Linked DNA regions of Mus musculus: region 1 is linked to region 2. The links are chromatin loops, found by intact Hi-C in ENCODE. Cell type or tissue: left cerebral cortex. All regions are shown on one strand. Links, peaks and the distances in the headings refer to the core of each region. The heading gives the core; the rest is flanking DNA.

Region 1 (9,773 bases), core at 671-8,670, 160 kb before region 2:
GATGGGCCACAACTTGCTTTAAAACAATTCTCATTCAACAGCCTTCTTCCTGCAGTAAGCCTTAATCTTTTTTTGAAAACTGTAAATATGACCTAAGACTGAGAAAGGTTTTCCAGTGAGTGGATGTCGGAAGCTGATAAGAGAAGCATTCTTGGGGCTCGGTAGCATAAATTACTAAGACATATCTTCTTGCAATCTGCTGTTTTCTCCCGTCAACCACTGACATTTGAAAGATTTACTGATTAGCTTATAAATTACAGAGCTGGTAACTGTTGTGGACTTGTAAGCTAATTACACGTTTGCAGCTGCAATTAATGCCTCCACTCTAGGGAACTTTAAGTGCTTATACCTAGAGAAAAGATAGTTTCATGTAATTTTTTTCTATTGTTAAAAAAGACGTGTAAATTACATTTCCAAACAGCCGATATTACCAGTTGAGTACCTCAAGAGATCCCTTAATAAATTATCTAGTCAGGCTGTGTAATGGCATAAATGATATGTTTATTTTTTTTCCAAAATAGCAACAAAAAAACAAAGAAAAGAATGATAGTCAGAATATTAATAGTTTCTTTAACCTTCTTGTGAGAGTTATTTTGGTCTTATAATTATTAGAGCCCACTATACAGGTGAACACACTGAGTCTTAGAGAATTAATTAGCAGAAAATGGGGGGGGGGATGAGTATCTAAGATAATGCCCTAGCTAGGACCCATCCAAAGCCTTTTCTTTTGTACTATGTTTTTGTTTGGTTTGTTCTGTTTTGTGTTACTTTGTGGATATAAATGCTGCGTGTGTGAAAGAGTACAGTGGCCTTTATCTGACCTATAGCTCTGTCTTAGTGCAGTGTGGCTCAGCCCAAGGAGGTATCTGCAGCTACAGAGATTTTCATCAGTCCCAATTGTTCTCAAAGAACTTGGCCTTCTCTTTCCTAAAGATTCATTGCAAAACTCTTGGGAGAAAAACCTTTCTTTTTTTTTTTTTTTTTCCCCAAAGAGGCGCAGTGGACCCGAGGTCTTTTGTCACTGTTGCCTCTGGAAAAATTCTGATTGAACTGCATATTTCAGATTCCCTTCTAACTGAGTTTGCCTATCCTATGCAATATTTAAAAGCATGTTTCGGCCGCTTTTCCTGATATGCTATTATGTCTTTGGTTTTTTCCTTTAAAATCTACCTTTGTAATCTGAATGGACGTCCTCCTCATACAAAGTGCCTGCGCAAATGTGGGCCGTACTTGTCGTGATTGGGATTTCAGGTTCAGTGTGGTACTGAGAGGGTTCTGGCTAAAATGTTCCTGACACGTGAGACTTTGCTGTTCTTTATTAGAAGACAGCCTGGGAGGCAAAGAGAAAATGAATTGCTGTGATCTTCTCTGGCTAAACCCTGCCCACTGCTGTTATCTTTTCTTTACTGCTTCCTCAGAAAGGCATCCTTGCGATGCACTAATCTTTTAAGCAGCCATTCAGGGGGAATTGGGCTAGAACTCTGCCACGGGGTCACATTCACCAGCCTGACAGTTATACATTTACAAAAGGAACGGTATGAATTTATTCAGCATCAAACCCTCTGCATCTCTTACCACCCAGACGCATTTCACACTGTATTACCATCACTGCACTAGGACAGCGGCATAAAGCCCATCCGGACTCTTCATTTAATTAGCCAGCGTTCTTTGAACAAAAATAAAAGTGCTGTTTTTATAGAAGAATAAAAGCTGCACAAAGTGAGTGTGAAGAGGGCAAATCATCAAATTAGTGATTCTCACTGCAGCTGCGCGGATTTCTGCCCTCCCTCTCCTCTCACTCACTCAGAGGGTTGTTTTGTTTTTTGTTTTTTGTTTTTTGTTTTTTATTGAATGGAAAATGGGGAGCAGGCTGGCCTCAAATGTGCTGGAGAGTCTGCCGATATCACCACATCCTAAGCTAGCTCGGCTGATGCTGGTACCTAAAAAGGCTATTTTAGAACATTTTCTGTAGTTGACCAAATAGGATGGGCTAGTAGTGAAGAACATCAACTAAGGTTCAGAACTCATCTGAACTACCCGAGTTCAAATCCCAGCCCCGCCACCTACAAATGGTTTTGTTTCTTAAGCTTCCTGATCTTTGCTTCCCTGTCTTTGAAAGGAGGATCGGATCGCTAGAGACTTCCCTCATTCTGCAGTGTGCAGTTCGCTCACTCGACAGCCTTAGAGCAAGGCTGGTGTTGTTAGTCCCAACGGTGAGAGAAGAAAGACCACCGCCCCAAATCATCATGGCCAAGTTAACTAAAGCAAGCCTTTTTATCCGAGTACACAGACTGCTCCCCCTAGGGTGAGGTCTGAGAGGTACGCATTGGACATAAGGAAAACAAGGGATGTGTAGCTCAAGGGCTGGGGGTCTCCAAGTGGGGGAACTCGGCAGAAAAGTGGGTGAGGTTATGTAACATATCCCAGAACAAAAGCCTAACAAGTTTTTAGGACCTGAAACAAAGATGCATCGTGGGCATAACAACAGTTAGTCCTAACTAGACGGCCCTAACAACCTGTCTGAAACACAGGCACCCTTGCAAGATGCTTAGTAACTTTTTGAAAGACATGATTGCAGTTCCTGGAACAGATAGTACGGAACCATATTAGTGGAGGTTACAGGTGGGGCATAGCCTAATCCTTGACAAAGATTTCATCATAGACAGCAATGAACCTAGTAGGTCTTTTACTCTAAGATGGCTTTTAAGCCTAAGATGGAGGTAGGCTAGTTCCTCGGTAGGTTAGCTGTTACCTATTGTGTGCTGAGCAGCAATCTGGTATGAAGTTGACCCAGGTATGTCATTGGTCACTTTCCTGGTCACCTGGGCTGGACTGACAGGTACTGGACATTAGGTAGATCCTCCTTTGGCTCCCATATTTTTGTTTCTGAAGTCACCCTTACAGGATAAGACAAGTGTTTTCAAACAGACGGGATAAAATTCTTTGAGCGACAGGTATAGAAGGCAGCTGGCTTCTCATACCACTCCATTTTGCACCCAGCTGCCAGATTAACTTTTTTAATAAGTCCGCTTTAGTCATTGTTTATATTTTTCACTACACTGGGTAGCTAGTCGAGGGCTTTCTGCACACCGACCTCAGCCCTCGGGCTGCCCTTTCTAAAGCACTCTCTCAGAAGTCTTCCAGTGTTCTGGATTCAGAGCCTTTCCCATGGTTCCATTTCTTCCAGAACCTGGTCCTTTCTCTCCCCAGCCTCTTCTAAAAACAGCCAAACAACCAAAAAACTGTTCCCCAATAAGGATGTCTCTACTCTAGTCAAAACGCACCTGGCATCCTATCTCCTATTCCAAGTCCCTTCTAGCTTATTTGTTCATGTTGTTGCTGCTGTTGTTTTGTTTTCTGGGTTTTTTGTTTGCTTTGTTTGGTTTTTACTTAACACTCCTTCCACTGTTTAGCTACATCACACCCATGCTCTAAACTGAGACAGAATAGATGAAATATTAGTTACCCACTTGATTTACACTGACATCTTATTCTATGGTTGTCTGTATAAAGTAGATGCTGACTTCATGTTGTTGGTGAGCTAGCCTGTTGCTCTACTCACAAGTTATGCTGGAACTCTAACTGCTTCATCTCCCGTCTCTTCTACAACCACCCTGGCCAACCACAGTTCGCCTTCCCCATTCTCTTCCTCCTCTTTCCCACCCGTGTCTTTGCACACAGTGTGTTCTTAACTGGGTAGTGAAATGCACCCTCTTAAAACTTAAGTGAGTTCACATCACTTCTCTGCTCAAAGCCCACCAGTCACTCTGAGGGAAACCAAGCTCCCTCTGATGGCCTGTGACTGCTTGTAAGATCTGCCTTCCAAACCACCCTGTCTCTACCCTCATTCATGTTACCTCTGTGCCCAGGTATTCTATCTACTGCTGCCCCGTCTTTCCCATACTACTCACTGTTTCTGCCTCACTGACTGCCTTGATGTTCTCTGAAGATACAAAGCCCAATCCAGGCCAAGGACCTTTGCACATGTGCCTAGAAATCCTCTCTTCAGGAAATCATGACATGGTTTCTTCTGTGGGTCCCTAGTACTTGTCTTCGCCATGAGGTCATAACTGCTAAGCCTAAACTACTCTCTGTCTCTCTAAACTAGAATGTAGATTTTGAACAGTGAGAGTTTTCTGTGTATGCTGTTCATGCATATTCCAGGAATTGACAGATAATAAAGTTACTGGCTGGGGGATGAAAGCAGACTCTGGAGAGTATGCCCACACCCTTACTTCTCTCAGTACGTCATGCTCCAACAAAAGCAAATGCTGCATAGCAGCTTCAAGAACAGTAAAATAGCCGGAGTTTAATATTAGCCATGGCAATTGGAGCAGAAAGTTCCACTGCAGAGATCCTGCACCCTCTAAAGATGCTTCGTCCCGTAACAGCTGCCATGTTAAATTATACGGTGTCCCAAGAGACTGTGACCCAGCACCAAGGCACATTTTGAGAAAGCAAATGGCTTTTGCCACCCTAACCTTACAAGGTGGAAGGTATAGCTAGTGTTTGGAACAATTTCTTTGTTTGGTTCTGTCATCCAAAGACAGTATAGCAATGAAAGGAGATACTTAGTATGGGAGTCAAACAGACCTGGGGCCAGATGTGGGCCACTACCTGCCCTTGGTCAGCTTGTCTACTCACTGGGTCTCTGATTGCTTATATAGAAATGTTTTTTTAATGTCTTTCTCTGGATGTCATTCCGAACCTTAAATGAGCAAAGACAGATGAAGCATATAGTGTGTATTTAGTAATTGTCTCTTGAACATTGTATTCAACAGACAAACAATTATATATGATGCTACTACCAAAGCAGGAAGCCACAGTCTGATATCTAGGAGGAAAGCTTTGCCTCTGGCCTTGGTCCACCAAGAAGCCCTGTAGCAGCTCTCTGCAGCATCTGATGGCGTTACTTGGCCTTCTGAGACCATCAACCCCGCTACCTATGAGTTTTTTCTGTAGCTCCTTTTTTCTTTAGAATCAGTTCCTATCTGTCTAGTTTTGATTGTCAGTTTTCTTTAAACTCTCTTCATTTTTACAGAAATGACGCTAGCTGTGTAGCACTAAACATTTATACAGAATCTCTATACAGAAAAAAAAATCTCTACGCAAAAAAAAAATTTTTTCAGGAAACAAACAAAAGGGTTCCCATAATGAAATAATATGCTCATTAGTTTTTAGGTGGTTGGTAGAGGACATAGACATGTTAAACATTGTAATCATAACTACCAAAATGAGAAAACTATTTCTGTCAACTGGAGAAGTCTGTTTTCATTTTTTTTTTTTTTCATTTTGCATTCACTTTCAACTCCTTAGGAAGCCAAAGCTGTAGCTGAGGAAACCCGAGCTCTGCGAAGCCGGATTCATCTCGCAGAAGCTGCACAGCGGCAGGCACACGGGATGGAAATGGATTATGAAGAGGTGATCCGTCTGCTAGAGGCTGAGGTCTCAGAACTAAAGGCTCAGCTCGCTGATTATTCTGACCAAAATAAAGTAAGCAAACAGCCCTCTCTGGTTACCATGGTTTCCTAGCCTCTGCCGTGTATCCTGTTTTCATTCTCTTTTCATCTGCACGTCCTAACTAGGTCAGTGTTTGTCTTCTATTATTCAACGATAGGATGTTGTGTTGTGAAGAGGGTGGCATGGAAGTCGTGAGCCTCCCTTTATCCAAAGAGCTCTGAGATGGAAAAGCACAGGCCCCGAATTAATTGGGTCGTTGGTCAACATTGTTCCATTCAGCCATTCAGGCCTGGAACTATTTAACGTTTAATTGATGGCACGGATTTTCTCTTTCTGGTTTTGAGCTTGCTAATTTGTTTTGTGGCGATGGAAGGAGGAGATTCAAGGGATGAGTTTTGCTCTTCGATTAGAGAACTTGAGGCATTATACAAGCTAATGAATTTTTGCACAAGACCTATGATGACTAATGAGAAATCCAAGTTTGAATTTGTCATGTTTTATCTCTTTCAATGTCAGGAATACTAAACCAGGCTCCTCTAGAAGGCCTCTCAGTTGCAATACAGGATACTGAGAACCTTATGGAAGCAAGCTGAGCATCTCTATGTGTCTATTGCCCACAGTGTACCTACCATCTTTAATCATGACTAGCCTTCAAAAACCATAGCGGGCGTGTGTGTGTGTGTGTGTGTGTGTGTGTGTGTGTGTATTGTGTATTATATCACTGAGAGTATAAACTAGAATAAATTGATAATTTATAGCTTTATAGAAATTCCTCAATTATAAATAATTGAGTTGGGGAGGAACTGAAGGAGCTGAAGGGGTTTTATCTGGCATCAGTTGAAGGGGAGACCCTTGGTCCTATGAAGGCTTGAAGCCCCAGTGTAGAGGAATGCTAGCTCGGTAAGGCAGGAGTAGGTAGGTGGGAACACCCTCACAGAAGCAAGGTAAAGGGGGATAGGATAGGGGGTTTGCAGAGGGGAAACTGGGAAAGGGGATAACATTTGGAATGTAAATAAATAAAATATCCAATTAAAAAAAATAAGTCATGGGTATTTATGTCTTTAATCCCAGCACTTGGGAGGCAGAGGCAGGAAGGATTTCTGAGTTCGAGGCCAGCCTGGTCTACAAAGTGAGTTCCAGGACAGCCAGGGCTATACAGAGAAACCCTGTCTTGAAAAAACCAAAAAAAAAAAAAAAAAAAAAAAAAAAAAAAAGAGAGAGAGAGAGAGAGAGAGAGAGAGAGAGAACACAAAACAAATTTGAGCTATGAATATTTCAGCATAGAAGGCTTATGCACTTTAACATACCAAATGAAAATGGAGCTAGTCTTAAAACAGCACAGCAGAAAATATGAAAAAAAAATTTTTCCGCTTAGCTTTGAAGAGTCCCCACCATTCCCTACATAATCTGCTCATTTAAACCAGCTCTGCAGAAGGCCAGCACCTTACCCACCACTGATAAGAGCGTGCCTGCCGGGAGCACATAGCACTTGCGAAAGCAGCAGCGCTTGGTTGGGAATGCTAGTTACAAATGCCTGTTGAGCTGTACATATTGTAAAACAGGCGTGGTTATGCCATGTAACATTAACCTCATTATGAAAATGTTTCAGAAATTACCAAAATATTAAAAACATTTTTAATACAATAATTAGTTACTTTTGGAGGAAAAGTTGCTAGTGTTTAATAGTCTAATTTTTTGGTTTTTTTTTTATGGTATTAGGTGTTAAAGAAGGACCTTATTCATATTAGGCTAGTACTGTTAGGCTGGCCCTACTGTTGAACTACTCCCTAATCCTGTGCTTTTAAGTAATATACTTTTAAGAGATTTGCACAGGATTATCAAGTGGTTGGTTTTTTTAGTTTTTAAATATTTTAAAATGTCTCTGTGTGTGATGGGGTCTTTGGAGATGGGAGGGCATGTAACCCACTGCGTATGTAGAGGTCAGAGGATAATGTTTCCTCGTTATTTCTCTTCACCAGCCTTTACACGGGTTCCTGGGGACAAACTGAGATTCCCCAGGCTTCTGCAACAAGCACCCATACCCACTGAGCCACCTCTGCAGCCCCCACGTGGCCTCCTGTGTGTAAAGTTTAGGTTCTTGCGTTCTTGCACTCTTATCCAGTGAGACACATCTGGTTCTAAGTTGTCTGCTAATATAATTAACTCGGATTCTCCCTCTTTGTAGCCTTATGAGAATCTCAGTCGGTCCTTTTAATAAGAACCCACACTACCTCTCTAAAATCATTCTTCTTCATTTTTTTGAAAGAAGATATATTAAACATAAGCATATCAATGTTCAATATTTTCCAATTTTAGAAAAGAAGTAACTTTTTAAATGATGTGTGAGATTGCTTAAGGATCTATTGACCTAGATACTACAAAACAAAGTTTCAAATATTTAACTATATTTATTTAATGTGTGGAAGGTTTCATGTTGACTAGCATGTAAGTGCATGTGCACATGTGTGCGCTTTGCATGTGGAAGCCAGAAGTCAACCTCAGGTGTCATTCCTAGAGAGCTATCCATCTTCTGAGGCTAAGATGATGGGAGTGTTTACAGGGACTCCCTGGGACCTGCAGCCACAGAGATCCCTCTCTCTTCACCTCCCCAGGAATGCTTTGCCAAAAGTGTGCACTCCAGCTGGCTTTTCACATGAGTGTTGGGATGGGGTCAGCAAGGTCACACCAAGCTCCTTACCAACTAACCTATCTCTAGAGCACCTAAATACTTATTGGTCAGACATAGATTTTGTAAGAATGCTTTTATTTATCACTATAATTTTCCCTTAAATAATCAACATATTTTCTAGTTTGCATTTTGGCTTTTGAGAAAAATGCATCTGAAACACAAGAAATACCACATTAGTGGGGCTGGAGAGAGAACTCCGTAGTTAGGAGGGCTTGTTGCTCTTGCAGAGGACCCAAGCTCTGCCTTCCACCCAGGTGAAGTAGCTCACATCCTATAACTCCAGCAGAGGGCTTTTTCTGACCTCCATGGACAACCACACCCACATGTACACCACACAAAGGCATGCTTACATACACATAAATAAAAAGGGTTTCAAAAAAATAATAAAGCATTGCTAATGTCTGTGAAGAGCCCAGTGTCCATCCCCACATTGCAGCCACGGCCTTGCCCCCAGAGATTACTACTTTCTTGGAGTTAGTGTTTCCCATTTTCTTGATAGTTTTTACTATTTATCTATCTACTCCCTGTTCGTTTGGTTTTGCCTGCTTACTGGGTTAATGTGTAGCTAGCTGATCTTTTCTGTCTTTATTCTTCATTGCGTGAGTTAACACCAGGCCACTATCCGTTTTGTACTAGATGGGCAGTCTCGTTATTTCTTCATTATTCTACTGTGAATCGTGCTCCTGAAAACATCCTGATACATATAACTTTCTCCACATGTGTAACTGCTACCTCCGAGAAGTAGTACTGCCAGGTTGAATGATAATTGTATGTTCAACTTTATAAGTAAATGCCAAATTATGACTGAATGTATTTTTAACTAATTTGTACTCCTGTGAAGAATGGATGAGAATTGCCATCTACCACTTGCTGATCCTTGGCTTTCTTTTACTTTGAGTTTTTATCCGTCTTGTTGCTATAATAATTGCTAAGCCAGTATAGTTTAATTTGTATTTCCCTAGTTACCAATGACTGACATAGTGTTGTGCTGGCTCATGAGAACTTGTCTCTTCTCAATGCCATGTTCACTGATGGATGTTGGAAGTTTGAAATCAACCATGATGGGGTCATTCATATCCCCAAATGCTGTAAACCTGTCATTTGCCCTTCCCTATCTGTGATAACCAGTTGAGCATACATTTATGCATTCAATTATCATTTATTTTTCTCAGTAAAATGTGCTCTTTTATCTTTTAGTTATTTTCCCATTTGGTTATTTGTCTTTTGCTTAGAGACTTGAAGTGATTCTCCTGGCTGCTAACCCTTTATTAACTTATATATTATAAAACTACTCTCAAATTTGTGGCCTACCTACCTTATCTGCTCTATAATGAAATGAGCTCTTTTTTTTTTTCTTTCTTTTTTTATTCTGGTCTTATTGTCTTAGTTGCTTTTTTTTTTTTAATTAGATATTTTCTTCATTACATTTCAAATGCTATCCCAAAAGCCCCCCCTACACACCTCCCGCCCTGCTCCCCAAACCACCCACTCCAGCTTCCTGGCCCTGGCATTCTCCTGTACTGGGGCATATGATCTTCGCAATACCAAGGGCCTCTCCTCCCACTGATGGCTGACTAGGCTATCCTCTGCTACATATGCAACTTAATTGCTTTTTTACCACTGT
Region 2 (9,773 bases), core at 641-8,640:
AATGTACACCTGGCCCCAAACTGTCTTCTCACTCCATGTGATACACCACACTGCATTATTTTCCTTTCGCTTTGCTACAAATATTTTCTTCCTCCCTCCCTCCCTCCCTGCTTTCCTCCCTCCCTCCCTCCGTCTCTCTCTTTCTTTCTGTCTTTCTCTCTCTCTCTCTCTCTCTCTCTCTCTCTCTCTCTCTCTCTCTCTCTCTCTTTCTTTCTTCCCTTCTTTCTCTCTTTCTCTCCTAAACAATTCCCTGGTCTTCTACCATGCGTGCATAAGTTCTACTATCTTTAAATACTCCCATACCGAGGGTTGTATTTTTATATCTCTCCTATTATATGCCACTGGTGTTCACCAGAGCAGCACAGGCCTTAGGGAAAGGATGGGGATGCCTAGTCATTCTTGAAGAGGAATCTAGAGTTCCCTGTAGTTGTCTTACTTTTGTTTTCTTCGGTTTGCATATTACTGAGCCCAGAGAATAAATTATTCATAGGTAAGTTGATTAATTATAATTGTCCTTTTCAATGTTTTGGGGTGAGTTGGAGGCCCCTGGAAGAGGGAAAAGGACAAATGACCCTTGCTTTGGCAATTCAATGCTTTTCACTGTGGAATTAATTCCCTGGCTAAATTGGCAACAGGCTGAACAGGTTCATCTAGAGCTTTGGCTCCACTGTACAATGCGCTTCATAATCTCAGAGCAGTCCTCCCAATGCACAGGTTCCCAGGCCCTGGGAGGGCACAGGAGCAGGGCAGGCATTGTGCACAGAGCTAAATTTCACAGCTATCAGGAGACTGAAACATAGCCACTACTCACATAGGACAAACCCTCCGCAGACCTTCAGAGGCAGGATGGCTGATTCCCACCACCTGCCCTGTCACATTCCTCTGCACGGCCCCAACTCATCCCTACTGATCAGTACAGTTAAGTCTCTTGAAAGGACAACAGGTAGAAACCACTGGTTGTATGTACACACATAAGGGTAATTTCCAAAATCAGAGAAGAGGGCCTTACAGCCAGCATGGAACCTTGCTTTCTATGGTCTGTTCTATTCCTCCCTCTCTGAACCACACACTGAAAGGTTGGAGGAAAGAGAATCAACAAAGTCCTCCAAACTCTAAGGATGTCCCGTCATTGACCATCGGGACTCAGAGATGGGGCCAGGAAGGAAGAGCAGCCCAGAAATGAACATCATGAATGAAGACAGATGGGTATTGTGGTTATACCCGGTGTAGGACACTGAGGCTGAGCTCAGTTTGCTTTATCTTTGCATCTCACATATGAAGCTGCATATATCATTGCTTAGAATGGCCAACAAGCCATACATTCAACTAGTGACTCATTGAACTGGCAGCCAAAGGATCCAAGGAAAGTGCTTCTTTACTTCCCTGATGCCTTCATATGAAACCAGAATCACTGGATGTGATAAACAGATCCTTTGGCTGTTGCCAATGAACTACTCCATGTCCTATGTACTCCCTTCCCTCCTTGACTCAGTCTTAGCCACACCCCTAATTTTGAATGATGGGACATCAGGCAAGTAAAGGCTTCAGGGACAGCATGTTGGGGCTTATCTACTTTGCTGAGAAAACCATTCAAGGAAGGCCAACTGAGAAGAGAGAGACCTTGATACTAACTACATGGAAGAAGAGGAAGAAGAAGAGGAAGAAAAAGAAGAAAAAGAAGGAGGAGGAGGAGGAGGAGGAGGAGGAGGAGGAGAAAGATGAGCCATGCAAGCACCCAGCCAACAGAAGACTGGGGTGATCGTCTTTTTATGGAATTGTCTGGAAAAAAACCAAACCAAACCAAACAATAGCATGTCATGGAAGGAGCTCAAAAATGGGCAACTGCTACTGGTAACTTAGGGTGTAGATGCAGGTCAACCTTCATGGTGATTTGCCACTCTGCATTCACTTAAGAATCAGCCTCAGGACTCAAGGGCCACCTTTCCTGGCAGATGGAGACCATCACAGAAACCCACAAGGGAACACAATGCAGAGATGATGGCGAGCACCCCTCCATCACAGCTCCTACATGTGTGTGTCAAGGAATGAACATTTCAGAAACAAGAGCTGAAACATTTGGAAGAGGTGGAGTTCCAGGAAGTCCGCTTACGAGGGATTCTCTCCTATAATTAAAATTCTGGAACACTCGTCACACCCTTGAAGTAGAGAAGACAGAGGGAAGAGCGAGTCAGTGTAGTAAGGGAGTAGGGGCTTCAGGTCGCCGATATCCAGAGATGACCAAGACCAATAAAGGGACTGAGCAGTCAGTCACCAAGCCAGTTTATTTTCCGCAATGAGAACTACTACAAAACCACAGCCTTAGGCTCTCTTGGGGTTTAGGACAATGATTGCTCCAGGCAAGCAGGTTCCTTGAATCAATGAGTTTCCTATGTGGAAACATGGGGAAGAGAGGGAAGGCAGAGAACTCTGAACATGGAGCCCTGGGGCTGTGCTAATGGATCATCACACTGGCCTCCTTTCTTATGCCTGGAATCCTCTGCCTGTTTCCAGTCAGTGTGCTTGCACATCGCCTTGTGGATGGGTTCACAGGGCTGTGGGGAAATTAGCAAGATTTTATTGAAAGGACCCAGATGTAGCTGTCTCTTGTGAGACTATGCCGGGGCCTAGCAAACACAGAAGTGGATGCTCACAGTCAGCTAATGGATGGATCACAGGGCTCCCAATGGAGGAGCTAGAGAAAGTACCCAAGGAGCTAAAGGGATCTGCAACCCTATAGGTGGAACAACATTATGAACTAACCAGTACCCCGGAGCTCTTGACTCTAGCTGCATATGTATCAAAAGATGGCCTAGTCGGCCATCAGTGGAAAAAGAGGCCCATTGGACACGCAAACTTTATATGCCCCAGTACAGGGGAACGCCAGGGCCAAAAAGGGGGAGTGGGTGGGTAGGGGAGTGGGGGTGGGTGGGTATGGGGGACTTTTGGTATAGCATTGGAAATGTAAATGAGCTAAATACCTAATAAAAAATGGAAAAAAAAGAGAAAATTACTCCAAAAAAAAAAAAGTTAAAAGATGAAACCTTCCTCTCTCTCTGACAAGAGCACAGAAGCTCTCCTGTGTGTGTGTGTGTGTGTGTGTGTGTGTGTGTGTGTGTGTAGATTAACATGGGCATCTTCTCTGTTTCTGAGACAGGGTCTCTCACTCAACCTGGAGCTCACTCATTGCCTAGGCTGGCAGCCAGTGAGCTTTTAGGATCTCCCTATCTCTGCCTCCCCAGTGCTGGGGTTACAGGCCCATGCTGCTGCTGCTGGAGGCTGTTCTTCCTCCCTCCCTCCCTTTTCATGTTGATGCAGGGGAATCCAAGCTTGTATCTTCATTCTTATGACCCAAGTGCTCTTTAATCCACTGAATAATCTCTTCAGCTTCCAGCGGAGTCCCTTCTTTTCTGAGAAGCAAACCGACTGAAGGGTTGGGAAGTTTATGAGGGACCACTGGCTCCAAGCTCACCTCAGGCGCTTCTCTGCACTCTCCTTCCAGTAACAGATGCCCACGTCAGCTCTCTCTGTTACTGGGTTTTGGAGTCCAGACTTTGTGTGCTTCTATGGCATCCTTTCCCTGGTATAGCCAGGTCTTATCCATCCATCATCTCACCAGCCCCAGCCCAGTCAATGGCATGCAGTGGTGCTCACTGAATGTACACCGCATCCACCCCAGGGCTCATGTTTCTGGGATCTGACATCACAAGAGCATCTCAGAATGTCATCTTACCATTCACTTTGCCCAGGTGTTAGCAGGAGGAAATGAAGGCCACGGGACCAGCCGTCCATTTACCCGGAAACTTCTGCTCAGAGAAAGAGTCAGGGCTACTTATCATGAACTTCCAGTGCCCTTGGCCAGGGTCCGGAATTTCCTGAATTTTAGATTTCTCTTCTCTCCTTTCTTATCTCTCATTTTTTGGTAGTGGGGTGGGGGAGGGGCATCCCAGTAATATTTGCACCCCAGGAACCCAGTCTATGTTCACAAAAGCCTTTCTGCCTCATTGAAAAGCTTCTTGCAGACCCTTCCCCACAGGTCTGAGGAGACAGCTCACTGTGATATAGAACTAGCTAGACATGGGTAAGGCCATACATTCAACCATCAGTACTGCAAAAACCATCCCACATGCTCCTCCACGGGTCAGGGGGACTTAGTGCTGGATAGAAATGTGTAATTGGTGGGTGGGTGGGGGTGGAAAGTGGAAAGAGAAGCGTGGAGATGCGGTTCGTGTGTCTCAGTTCTCCTGGCTGGGGAGGCAGAATGCCTACATTCCAATCCATCCACTCCGCCAAGGTGTTCTCCCCCACACCCTCAGCAGCAAGGTCAAAAAACTGGCCTTTTCACAGCCTTCAAAAGGCCAGAGGGATGTGCTGCAGCCACAAACAAGATTCCCCTAATCTTTTAACAAAGAGTTTACAAATTTATTTTAATTAGTATTCAGACCTTCTAAGTTAGCCTAATTACAGCCATGCTGGGCCTTTTAAATACTCCTAACTTTCATTCCTTGTGTTTAAGTCTCTCCTGCTTTCCTTCCATTGCAAGCAAATGTCTGTCTTGTTAATTCCCTCGGACAGCGTGGGAGACAGTTCACTTCAGTCTGCAGCTCCTGTCTCCATTCTACGTTTTTGCACATTGTTTGGAATTCAGGAAAGTTGATATCTTAGGTCGGATATGCAGTGGGGCTAGAAGGAAAGTACTAAGCTCACCAGGAGCGAGGAGGAGAAATATCCAGAAGTCATTCGCTTCAAGTCTATCCAAATCTCCTAAACTTGTCCTGGGGAGCTTTAAAAAACATTGCTAGCCAGGACATCGCCCCGGGGGTTGGGGGTTCTAATTTAAGTCCGGAATGCCACTTGGCCATCTTTTAAAAATCATCTTCTTTTAAAATCACCAATTTATTTCCACATTGCAAACCACTGACACGAATTTCTCATTGTTCTGCTCTGGGGGGCGGGGGGGGGGAACGGAGGGGGAAGGGCTCGCGTGCAAAAGGAGTCAGGGTGAGAGTTAGCGCGCGTTATTCCCAGCGCAAGGCAGAGAGTGAAGCAGGAAATCTGGCACCTGTGCTTTTCGCAGCCCACCAACGCCGCAAGGGCCGGAAAAACAGCGCGTGCGGCGATGCTACACACGCAGCCCTGGGGGGGCGGGGTGGATGGGCGGGCCCGATTTGGGCCCCGCCCCTGCACGCCTATCGGCGCGCGGTGCGGGCCCTGACGTCACTCTTGTCAGGGCAGCGGCACATGGACTGCCTGATGCGCTGAGCCCGGCGCTGCGGGGCCGCGGAGCGCGGGGAGCAGCGGCCGCGGCGGGGAGGGGGGTGGGGCGGGACGGCACAGCCTCCGGTGCTCGCGCGAGGGGCCGGGGCCCGCGCTTTGCCTTCTGCTCATCTGCAGCCGTCTACGTTTTCAAAATTTCTCTCTTTCCTTTTTCCCCCCACCTCCTTGCAATTTTGAACATTTTGCAAGACTGAGTGTTGGAGGCAGGTGAGAAAGCATCCTGCACTGGGTCGGAGGAGTCCGCGGCGCTAGATGCGCCTTCCCTGGACTGTCGGCACTGAGAACACGAAAGTTTTTTTGTTTTTGTTTTTGTTTTTTTTTGATATTTGTATGCTGATGTATTTACAAAGACAGAAGTGATTTTTTTTTTTCTTCCTTGTCTGCACTGTTTTGAAAGCGAGTACTTTTGGTTGGCAAAGGACGGAGGAAACAAAGCTCATCAACATTTCGGGGCGGCGATTGGCCTTCTTTTTAAAAAGACAATTGAGTGCATCACGATGGAGAAAATGTCCCGACAGCTCCCCTTGAACCCCACCTTTATCCCGCCTCCCTACGGCGTGCTCAGGTCCCTGCTGGAGAACCCGCTGAAGCTCCCCCTTCATCCTGAAGACGGTGAGCGTTGCCTCGGCAGCTGGGCTCAGGGAAGGGACTACACTCCCAGGGACCCCCCTAGTCGGCTGGGAGGGCACCAGCATCTTTCTTCCCCTCGCCTTGCTTTAGTGAAATTGGGGGGCTTACTCCCTCTTTCTCCTCAATGCAAAGGGGATCCCTCCGGGGCAACATTTGAAATAGCGCTGGGAACCTGGCTCGCCTGCCTTTCTAGGTCTGTCCTCCTGCAGCGCAGGTGACAGGTGAACTTGACAGGTCAGGATCGCTGCTTTGAGTGACAGGGTGTGCGCTTCCCTGGGAGACTAGTGTCTCTGGGACTGGAGAGGAGAAAGGGCGGGAGGTGGCTGGTTGGAGCCTGGCAGAGAGGGGGGGGTCAAAGTAAATGGGGGTTCTCACTCGGCGGCAGCCTGAATATTCGGATCGTGTTAGTGTTTTGTGTTGTGAACTCACGCGGCATGAGCGGAGAGGCGCTTTCTCCCGCAGACCCGCAATTCACAAAGCGGGGTGGGGGTGGGGGGAGTGGTCTGTCGGCGGGAAGCGGTGCACGCCTCCAGCGCTGACACTTTCCCGGTGCTCTCTTCCCGGTGGGAGGGGAGAGCTGAGCAGGCTCACGTGTAACCGCGTGCAGGAGCCTCCTCTGGCTTGAGCCCTTTCTTGGTAAGTCTCAAACCTTCCCTAGGCAACCGTGGCTTGGAGCTAAGGAGACGGGTAGGGGGATATGGTGGGGAGTGGGGGGGGGGCTGGGGGTAGATGCATGTGAGACCTAGCTGGGAACGCAATTGATGCCAGAACGGATTTGTGTTTTGGGCCGGTGCAGTTTCTTGCCTTTGGTGTTATCACAGTGACAGAAGCGAATTATGCTGCTCCTGCATAAATTCTTGAAAAGATTATTTGGCTGGAAATAGCTTCGGGGTGTTTGCATCAATTTCCCTGGGAGAGAACGCCTGTTGCATTGCAAGAGTTGCTGGTGCTTGATTGCGCGTGCAGACCGCCCCCCACCCCCAATACCCTCCCGCACTGCTTCTTAAGGAGTAGCATTTGGGAGAAATCTGCGGATGCGTTAGGCTTTTGTGGTCGATGTTTTTAAGCCTAACTCTAATGAGACTGCGGAGGATTTGAAGATTCGAATGGGTGGCGGTGGGACTACATTTCTCTAATGAGAAACAAAACAAAACAAAACTCAGAATCAAATTCTCTAATCCCTGATTCCACCCACACCTGAATATTGGCAAAATGCAGACAGCTCGGTAAAGACCAATCCGGGGGTGCTGTATTTCCAGGCAGGAAATAGCTGCATTCTTACCCTCAGAGAGTAGAACACAGCACCTTTGCATAGTACTGCCTTGTGATGGGGTACATAAATGTTTGCTTTCTTTTTGTAAATTAGGTAATATTTAAATGTTTGGGGGGAAAAGGAAAAAGAATCCACCTTCTAAAACAGACTTAGTCCTCTTGAGGGTTCTAAGCAAATGGATGAGTTCGAAAGTACTTCATTTCTACCCCGTCACCCCGGCCTGCCCACCCCTCCCCCCACAGTCTCCTTCTATGGTGAGAGAGCACCCTTATCTTCCTTGTAAATGGGGGATAATTGTAGGCTTGCACGTTTATTGAGATAATACATGGAAAGGAATAACGCAGAAACGACGCGTAGTATTAAGGGAAGGTGGGGGCGGGGACTGCTTACTAAGACTAAGCTTGCATACCCTGGTTTGTAAGTCAGAATGACCTCAGATTCTTGCGGTCATCACTTTCTAAAAGGTAGAATCATACCAAGTTATCGGTGGTCCCCTTTAAAAATCCCATCAGTTGTATATATTCTCCGGTGTTATTTTCTCAGTATAGATTTCGGTGACTTAGCCCTTCAAATAACACACCGAGGAAGGATTATTCTCTTGTTTTCATTCCAGATCAGTCGGTAGCCCCGTCCTGTCCTACAGACCAGAAAGCTCTTTCTTTCCAAAGTAAATAGGAAGATGTCGAAACTCTAGATCTACCAGAGGCAGCAGCCAGAGGCCTCGGTGCCCCCAGAAGTCATTTTGTAACCGATGGCAGGAAGGCTGGTGACAGACTGACCCCTTTTCTTTTCTGTTTTAAAAAAAACAAAGCTCACCTTTCCCTTTTTCTTCTTCAGCATTTAGTAAAGAAAAAGACAAAGGAAAGAAGCTGGACGATGAGAGCAGCAGCCCGACCGTCCCCCAGTCCGCCTTCTTGGGACCCACCTTATGGGACAAAACCCTTCCCTATGACGGAGATACTTTCCAGCTGGAATACATGGACTTGGAGGAATTCCTGTCAGAGAATGGCATCCCCCCGAGTCCGTCGCAGCACGACCACAGCCCTCACCCCCCTGGCTTGCAACCAGCTTCCTCCACGGCGCCCTCGGTCATGGATCTCAGCAGCCGGGCCACAGCGCCCCTCCACCCGGGCATCCCGTCTCCGAACTGTATGCAGAGCCCCATCAGACCAGGTAAATTCTGGAAGGTTCACCCGTGTTAGATGTGGGGGACAAGACGGAAGTGGGGCGAGCGAGGTTGGCAAGAGTTGGAGATCTTAACACACATTTCTAGAGAGGAGCCCTCTCTTCCTGTTCTGAGGAGCCTTCCTCCTTCAGAGCATGCGTAGCTCTCACCTGCAGAGCCAGTTAGAATACTCTATGGACCTGCCCTTAAGAAGCTGATGTTTTCCGGGTCTGGGGTTTGAACCCAGACTTCATTTTAACCAAATCCCAGGGGAATTCTGAGTGGTTGATTCGAAGGCTATAGTTTGTGATACTCCAGCCTGGAGTTAATGAACGGGCTAATGGGTTAATGTAAAACAAACATCTATCCTATCTCCTACCGCCTTCTCCTGGTCCCCAAACACAAGGGTAATAGAATCTCGCTGGATAATTTGGGTAGACCCCAGAAAGTTAACTCATATTCACTCTTCTCTGGCCTAAAGGGGTCACTGCGAGTAGACATGCAGGGCTCTTCTTTTTCTTCTTTCTTTCTGTCTGTCTGTCTGTCTGTCTGTCTTTCTTTCTTTCTCTTTCTTTTTCTCTCTCTCTCTCTCTTTCTCTTTCTCTCTTCCTTCCTTTCTTTTTTTCTTTCTTCCTTTTTCATCTTCTTCAGTCATTGACTCAGACCAAGACTGTAAGTAAATGCAAGTCTTCCTATTGCCTGAGGCTACGCCTCCTTTTTCTTAGCACCCTGTGTTCCGTGAGCCAATCTTCCTTTATATATATGGTTTTCAGTGTCATCCCATATCAAGGCTTGTGCCCACGTAAAAAGCCAGCCATGGTGGCACATTTGTAACCCTGGTGCTAAGAAGGTGGATACAAGAGGATCTCTGGGGTTGGTGGACAGCCAGCCCAGGCCACTCGGACACACATGCACCCACATGTACACACACCCCACCTCCCACATTTAAATGGGCTCACACATATACACAAATAAATGACGAAGAATGTTGAAAGAGACGACACAGAAACATTGCCGGGAAAAACTATGCTTTAAAAACCCATTGCCAAGTGGGCAGGGGTAAGGCCTGACTAAGGCAGCCCTGGATCCATACCATTCATACGCCGTAGCACAAAACAAGCAGGAAGACAGATCATTGTATGGACAGGTAGCGGGAACAAAGATTCATACGGATAAATTGACAGGAAGGTCACAGATCGGAAGGCGCTTAGCTGCAGGGAAAGGCAGCAAACGGGACAATGAGAGACTTGTATTCGCAGTTTCTGCTGAACTCTGTGCCCTCATGCAGAAATTTCTGTCACACACAGAACTGGGAAGGAACTGAGAGGAGGAAGGAAGAGAACCCCTACCTTAATAGGTTAACCTGGAGTTCAAATTCGCCCTTTCATAGATCTCTGGGCTTTCAAATCTATTTTACACAATCTCCAAAAT

Evidence for each region. Peaks named below come from ENCODE experiments on the same cell type or tissue, not always from the same donor. Only the 100,000 strongest peaks of a DNase experiment are listed, where the experiment ranks them.
Region 1: it touches region 2 in a loop (8-fold over the local background); 2 of 42 quality-filtered maps call a loop at or near these places.

The regions. Positions count from the first base shown.
Region 1 is chr11:90,544,531-90,554,303 of GRCm38, reverse strand. It overlaps Stxbp4 (syntaxin binding protein 4), which reads left to right. Exons shown (of 18, transcript NM_011505.2): 13 at 5,317-5,493. Among named protein-coding and RNA genes, the nearest start is that of Gm34850, 77 kb to the right of the region's middle. In left cerebral cortex, for the core only: a CTCF peak has its summit at 2,289; a DNase peak (open chromatin) is centred at 5,583; H3K4me3 peaks cover 539 bases; H3K27ac peaks cover 1,588 bases.
Region 2 is chr11:90,386,363-90,396,135 of GRCm38, reverse strand. Hlf (hepatic leukemia factor) reads left to right here and starts at 5,219. Exons shown (of 4, transcript NM_172563.3): 1 at 5,219-5,886; 2 at 8,015-8,350. The coding sequence starts at 5,772. In left cerebral cortex, for the core only: a CTCF peak has its summit at 5,111; DNase peaks (open chromatin) are centred at 7,081, 7,645, 7,759, 8,371 and 3 more places; H3K4me3 peaks cover 4,094 bases; H3K27ac peaks cover 3,676 bases.